Linked DNA regions of Homo sapiens: region 2 is linked to region 1. Evidence: read pairs that join two places in POLR2A ChIA-PET (ENCODE). Cell type or tissue: Caco-2. All regions are shown on one strand. Each heading gives the region's core, and the rest is flanking DNA. Links, peaks and the distances in the headings are about the cores only. Region 1 has its middle 68 kb from the start of LINC00517. Region 2 has its middle 12 kb from the start of FOXA1.

What was found. Peaks named below come from ENCODE experiments on the same cell type or tissue, not always from the same donor. Only the 100,000 strongest peaks of a DNase experiment are listed, where the experiment ranks them.
Region 2: POLR2A ChIA-PET joins it to region 1 with 8 read pairs; 1 of 35 experiments calls an interaction of 5 or more read pairs at or near these places.

Annotation. Positions count from the first base shown.
Region 1 is chr14:37,968,361-37,971,165 of GRCh38, reverse strand. No RefSeq gene overlaps it. Among named protein-coding and RNA genes, the nearest start is that of LINC00517, 68 kb to the right of the region's middle. In Caco-2, for the core only: no CTCF peak of the experiment used is centred there; DNase peaks (open chromatin) are centred at 1,525 and 2,195.
Region 2 is chr14:37,581,988-37,584,792 of GRCh38, reverse strand. No RefSeq gene overlaps it. Among named protein-coding and RNA genes, the nearest start is that of FOXA1, 12 kb to the left of the region's middle. In Caco-2, for the core only: no CTCF peak of the experiment used is centred there; DNase peaks (open chromatin) are centred at 212, 912 and 1,302; H3K4me3 peaks cover 2,162 bases.

The sequences.
Region 1 (2,805 bases), core at 82-2,581:
TTGAATGCCCCACAGGTATCTCCCACTAAAATACCTAAAACTGAAATTATTTTCCTGTTCCTTCTGTTCCTTTCCCCTTCCCTACTCTCTTAGTTTCATTTCTTCCAGGGGCAAATCCTGAGGCAAAGATTCCAGTGCAAATAGTTTATTTGGAAGGTGATCCAGAAGAGGCTACTAGGGAATTGGAGCAGTGAGATGAGGAAGGGAAGGTAGCCAAAGAGGCTTAGTTATCAAACAAGTTACCACCTGGAGCTGAATCACACCGGGAAACTCAGAGTAGACTATAAACCTCAAGTAATGCCACCTGGGGTGCAAAGGTACTGAGGTATTTAACCAACGATCCCGCTAGAAAATGTTTGAGGGCTGTTGCCAGGACATTAATTCCCTAGCACTTCCCTTCTTTCCCCTTGCCATCAGAAAAATCCCTCAGGCGATGCCCACTTCAGCTGTAAGGCTGCACACAGAGGTTATGAGGGGGACACAAACAAGTTCTGTCCAGCTCTGTTTTGCATGTCGGTCAGTGGCACCACAACCCAGCAGTGACCACGGCTAGAACCCTTAAATCCATCCATGATTTCTCCCTCTTCTTCACCCTTCACATTGACTCAGACACCAAATCTTGTTGATTTTATGTCCATTGTACTGTCAACTTCATTCACCCTTCTCAATCCTTGTGCCATTGTCTTAATTCAATAAATCAATGTCTCTCCTAAACTATTGCCATAAATAGATTCCTTTTGGTCTCCAGACCCCTCCTTCAAGCTGCCATCAGAGTCATCCATCTTTTGCACTATTCCAGAGGGATAAGATAATAACAGCCAATGGGTACTGAATGCTCTCTCTTTCTTGTGCCAGCCACTGAACTAAGCATACTACATGCATTAACTCATTTAATCCTCACAACAAATTTATAAGACAGGTAATAGTTTTTACCCTCATTCTACAGATGAGGTCACTGAGCCTTAGAGATGTGAATAAAGTCAGAGCTAGTAAGATTAGAGAAGGAATCCAAACCCAGAGAGTCTGGCCCCAGAACTCTGGTGTTTAGTAACCATAAGATATTGCCATTGTACTCAGTTGTCTGTTTAAAATGCAAATCCAATTATGTCATTTCTCTTGGTAAAAGCCTAACCCCATCAATGTTTTCCTAAAACATTAATGATCAAAGTCATAACTCTTAAGTGTCAGGACACCATGTGATATAGTGGCCTCAGGTTCCCTGGCTAGCTTATCTTTCTCTACCTGTACTCATATATTAGTTTCTAAACTTCAGCCATCAGGAACAGGAAGCACTGTGTTTCATTAAAACATGGGGTGCTTTGAGGAGAGTCACAGAAGACAAGCCTATGTTCATACCACAGAGGCCTTTGAAAAAATCACCACATCAAAGAAGCAATATATCCCTCCAGGAGACAGCCACCTGCCTCAGCCATCAATATTTCTGAAAAAGTAGTCAGGACTTCAACCTCACACCAGTCAGAAAGGGCCTAAACCAGCTGGGAGGCCAGCTGACCTAAACACCTGTTGACCAAGTTCTCACGTTTGCTAGCAGGTGTTGTCTGACTTCTGCTGCTCTCTGGCTAGCCAAGGTGCTGCCTGCCCAATCCTCTCCCCACCCCCCCGCCTTCTTTCCATGGCCATTTGAAGTGATTCTTCCTCTGCTAGAACTTTGTCTGCTGGCCACATCACTCTTCCTCTGCTCTGAGCTTGAAAAGAACTCTCTGCCTTGTGTTCTTATGAATTCATTTCATTTTCCCCTGAAAGTAGAGCTCCAGTACATAAGAGGATAGAAGGCATCTTATAGTTCATGGATGCCCTTCAGTACTTAGAATGTGAAAGATTTGCAATATATAGTCAAATGAATTAGTTAGATGTTATATCAAGATTCTGTCCAAGCCTATATTTTAAGTCCTAATGTTCTCACATTTTGAATGTATGTTACCATGTAATAAATTACACAAATCATTGTTGAAAGAATATTAAATCCTGAAGGTCGACTCAGGTCTAATTAATAATAAGCAATAGGCTATATTTCATATATGAAAATGGCCCACTATCAGTAAAGCAAATATTGTGAAAGTTAAATATTCACAGGGCTGGTCTTTATCAGACCAAATAGTGTTATGGGTGGTTAATATTGCACAAGACAATTCTGTCATCCTGTTAACAGGGTATTAATCACCTGCCACACCCCCACCAGTTCCCTCACCCCACCCCTCTTTATTATTTTGCTGGTTATCGCTTTGGATATAGATACAGTGAGACCTATTAATATTTCCCTGACAGAAGCAAAAATTGCCAGTAGGCAAATTTAAAAATTATGTTTCACAGAGGAATTCATTTCCCAATGCATATGCAAATTGTTGTCAATTTGTTATCTATTCACACCGTTAACACCTTCATATGAAGTGATTAAAACTTTCTCCCTGCAGGAGAGAGATGAATTTGGAATTGTATTTTCAACATAGAGTCAACATTTTATTTTCAATGTGCCAGGAGAATTATGTTATGATAGAAACCATATATTTCTGCTGTGAAACATTATGGAGCACAGAGGTGGGAGAAGTGGAAACTGACCTTCATTAAACCTATGGCTGGAGATGGACGGCGGCCTTCCTATCCAGTAGAGAGCTTCATTGATGAGTGAAACGAAGATGTTCTTACTGGTCAACTTGCAGTAGAACACTGCAGAATAATTAAATCAGCTCCAAGTTTCCTTGCCTAAAAATCAATTTTAGAGAAAATTTTGCTTCAGTGAAGATAGCTCTACCTCCCCTGGGATGTTGCTGCTAACACAAAATCAAA
Region 2 (2,805 bases), core at 41-2,540, 390 kb after region 1:
CCTCTTGACGAGTGCACACCTTCACGGACTCAGACTCATTAATCTCTAGCTGAGCCAGTTACCTTAGATGCTGGGTTCCAGTGCTTAAAAATAAAGACCAGCCCGCTCCTTGCCCTCAAGGAGAAGCCAGCTTTTCCCACCCTCACCCCCAAAGAATTGTGCGGCCTCCCAGTCGGACTCATCAGCCACACAGGTGGATCTCCTGCGCTACGCCAGGTGGGCGGGAGGAACGGCAGATCCCTGGCCGGAGGCCTGAAGCCCAAAGGTCCCCGCCGCCGGGTGCCGGCCTCATTCCAGCCCCGGCCTCCCGGGCGGAACCCCCTCCCCACCGGGCCCTGGGCCCCACCCGCCAGACGGTGCCCGGGTGCCCCGAGACATATGCTGCCCGCAGGCCGCGCGGCCCGACGGAGTGCTCACTGCCGAGGCGGTTCTCAGCCCATCAAAAGCCCAGGCTTTCTTCAGCCGTATGGGCCGCGAGGTGAACAACAATGCCCGGGCCCCTTCACTTCAAAAGCAGCGATCAGGGGAAAGGCTCCCCCAGAGAATTTTTTTTTCCCCTCAGCCTTTCATTCCTGGTTTGAAAAAAAAAAAAAAAAAGGCATCAGCAACTCCAGGCCCCGGGCGAGCCTAATGCCCTTTGATGGGGATTGAATTCATTATCTCCAATAACACAATTGTGCTTGGCCAACGAAAAGAGCAAAGCAGGGCTCTATCCCGCCGGAGGGGCCCGGCCGGGCGGGGCTGGCAGGCGAGCAGTGCTCCTGGGGACCCGCACACAGGCGCAGTCCTGGCCCGCCCGGCCCGCTGCGACGCCCCCTGGGCTCGGGGGGGCGCGGGCACGCCCGAGGCTGCAGGACCAGTGGCGCCGCCCGCCAGGACCGGGCGAGGAGGGGCGGGACGGCTCTCTTGTCTGATTTATTTTTCGTTTCTCCCTTCGCAACCATCCCCCGAGGGCTGCCCCCGCAGAATGGGTATTTACTCTCCTCCCTCCCGGCCTCCAGCTGGGAAGCCATCCCTGGTGCCCGGGGCGCGCTGGGCAGAAGGGCCGCCCTGCGCCCCTGGCTGAGCACGCAGGGCTCTCAGCATCCCGGCCGCGCCGCCCAACCCCGGCGCGGAGCTGGCTGTACCCGCAACCTGGCAAGGAAAAACTGGGCCCCCTCTCGCTTCCACGCCAGCCATTGCGGAAAAGCGCCCCAGGAACCTGGGCGGGGACCGCGGGACACCAGGTCCCGCCCCCGGGTGCAGGGATCTGGACGCGGGGCTTGATGCCTGGTCCCCTCGGCTTCCGGGCCTGTGGACACTGCCTGGGACCGCCACCTGACACGAATGTCGCCTCCTCCCGGGTTTCACCGCCATCCCTGCCCTTTCAGCCACCTCCAGCCCCCGCCTTCTCTGCCCTCTTGATTGTACGGAGGTGGAGGTGAAAACCCACTAAGACACTGCGGGTCTTGACCTCGTGTGTGTGTGTGTGTGTGTGTGTGTGTGTGTGTGTGTGAGAGAGAGAGAGAGAGACAGAGAGAGAGAGAGAGAGAGAGAGGAGAGGGGGGAGAGGGAGAGAGAGAGAAGAGGGAAAGAGAGAGATTATATTTTGAATTTCTCAGACTCATGATCAAAGAAGACTTCATAGCCTGTTGTCTTATTAAATTGCAGTTCAAGGCATTACTGAGATGCTTCCTACACAACCTTACTCCCCCTCTTCACCCCCATTACTGGGGAAAGTTCGGACTGAAGTTTTATTTCAGTCAGATAAATAATAATAATAATAACAATTTAAAGTACTTTAAACAAACAGAAGACTTATTGAAATGCTCTGCGGTAGTAACTGTGGATTGGTCGTTCCTCACTAATGAGTCATGACTATCCCAACCTCCAAGCAATGGACTCTTCACCTTTCTCTTCAGAGAATTAGAGCCAGCACACACATGCTGTAGGAGGTATATAGACAGGTAGATAGCTATATATATATATTCACACAAATTGATATAGCGACTTAGAGGAGCATCCACAAGAACTTCCTATCTATACAACTGTCCTGAAAGCAAGGAAGCAAGAAATTGAGTAATATGCTGATTTGAGGTCAACCGAGAGAAGTGTTTCAGATTTGACTTTCAGAGAGGCATTATTTTCATCAGGAGATACAGGGATTAATTATTTAATTCTCTTCAGCATAGAGTAACCTTTACAAATTTAACCCATTGACTCTGACTACAACCTTCAATGTTTAGGCCTCAGCACTGGGGGTTCCTCTCCAGTACGTAAGATTAAAAGACTTCAGTTCTTGGCTCCAGGCTTTCTTTCTTCCCCTTTGTCTTATAGAGCAGCATCCTGAATGTAATTTATATTAAAATATATATTGACTTTTGTGAAGTCTTTTTAGTTTTCATTTACCTCAGAAAGGATGTAAAACATTTACCTTGCAGATATTTTGAGTGTCTAATAAAGAAGTGTATGGGAAATTCTATTCTTTAGATGAGTTTTAAACTCTGGATTCTACAGGTTGTCAAAAAATGAATGAATTCTCTTTTGGACCCTTAGCCTATTTTTTATTAACTTATTAAAAATAGGTTTGAATCTTGGTGGCTGGTTCATTTACATTGTGGTGACTTACTTCAGTCACCTTTTATAAAATCTCTTTTGCAACATCAAGTGGAGGTTTAATCTTTGTCTTGAATTGTGCCACACATATCCCACACCTGGTGGACTGCTGCGCTTCCTTTGCATATTCATTGTCACATGCTTAGAAATACTGGGAAGAGAAAGATGTTTATACAGGGTAAAGATGAATTAGATTTTACATATTAACAA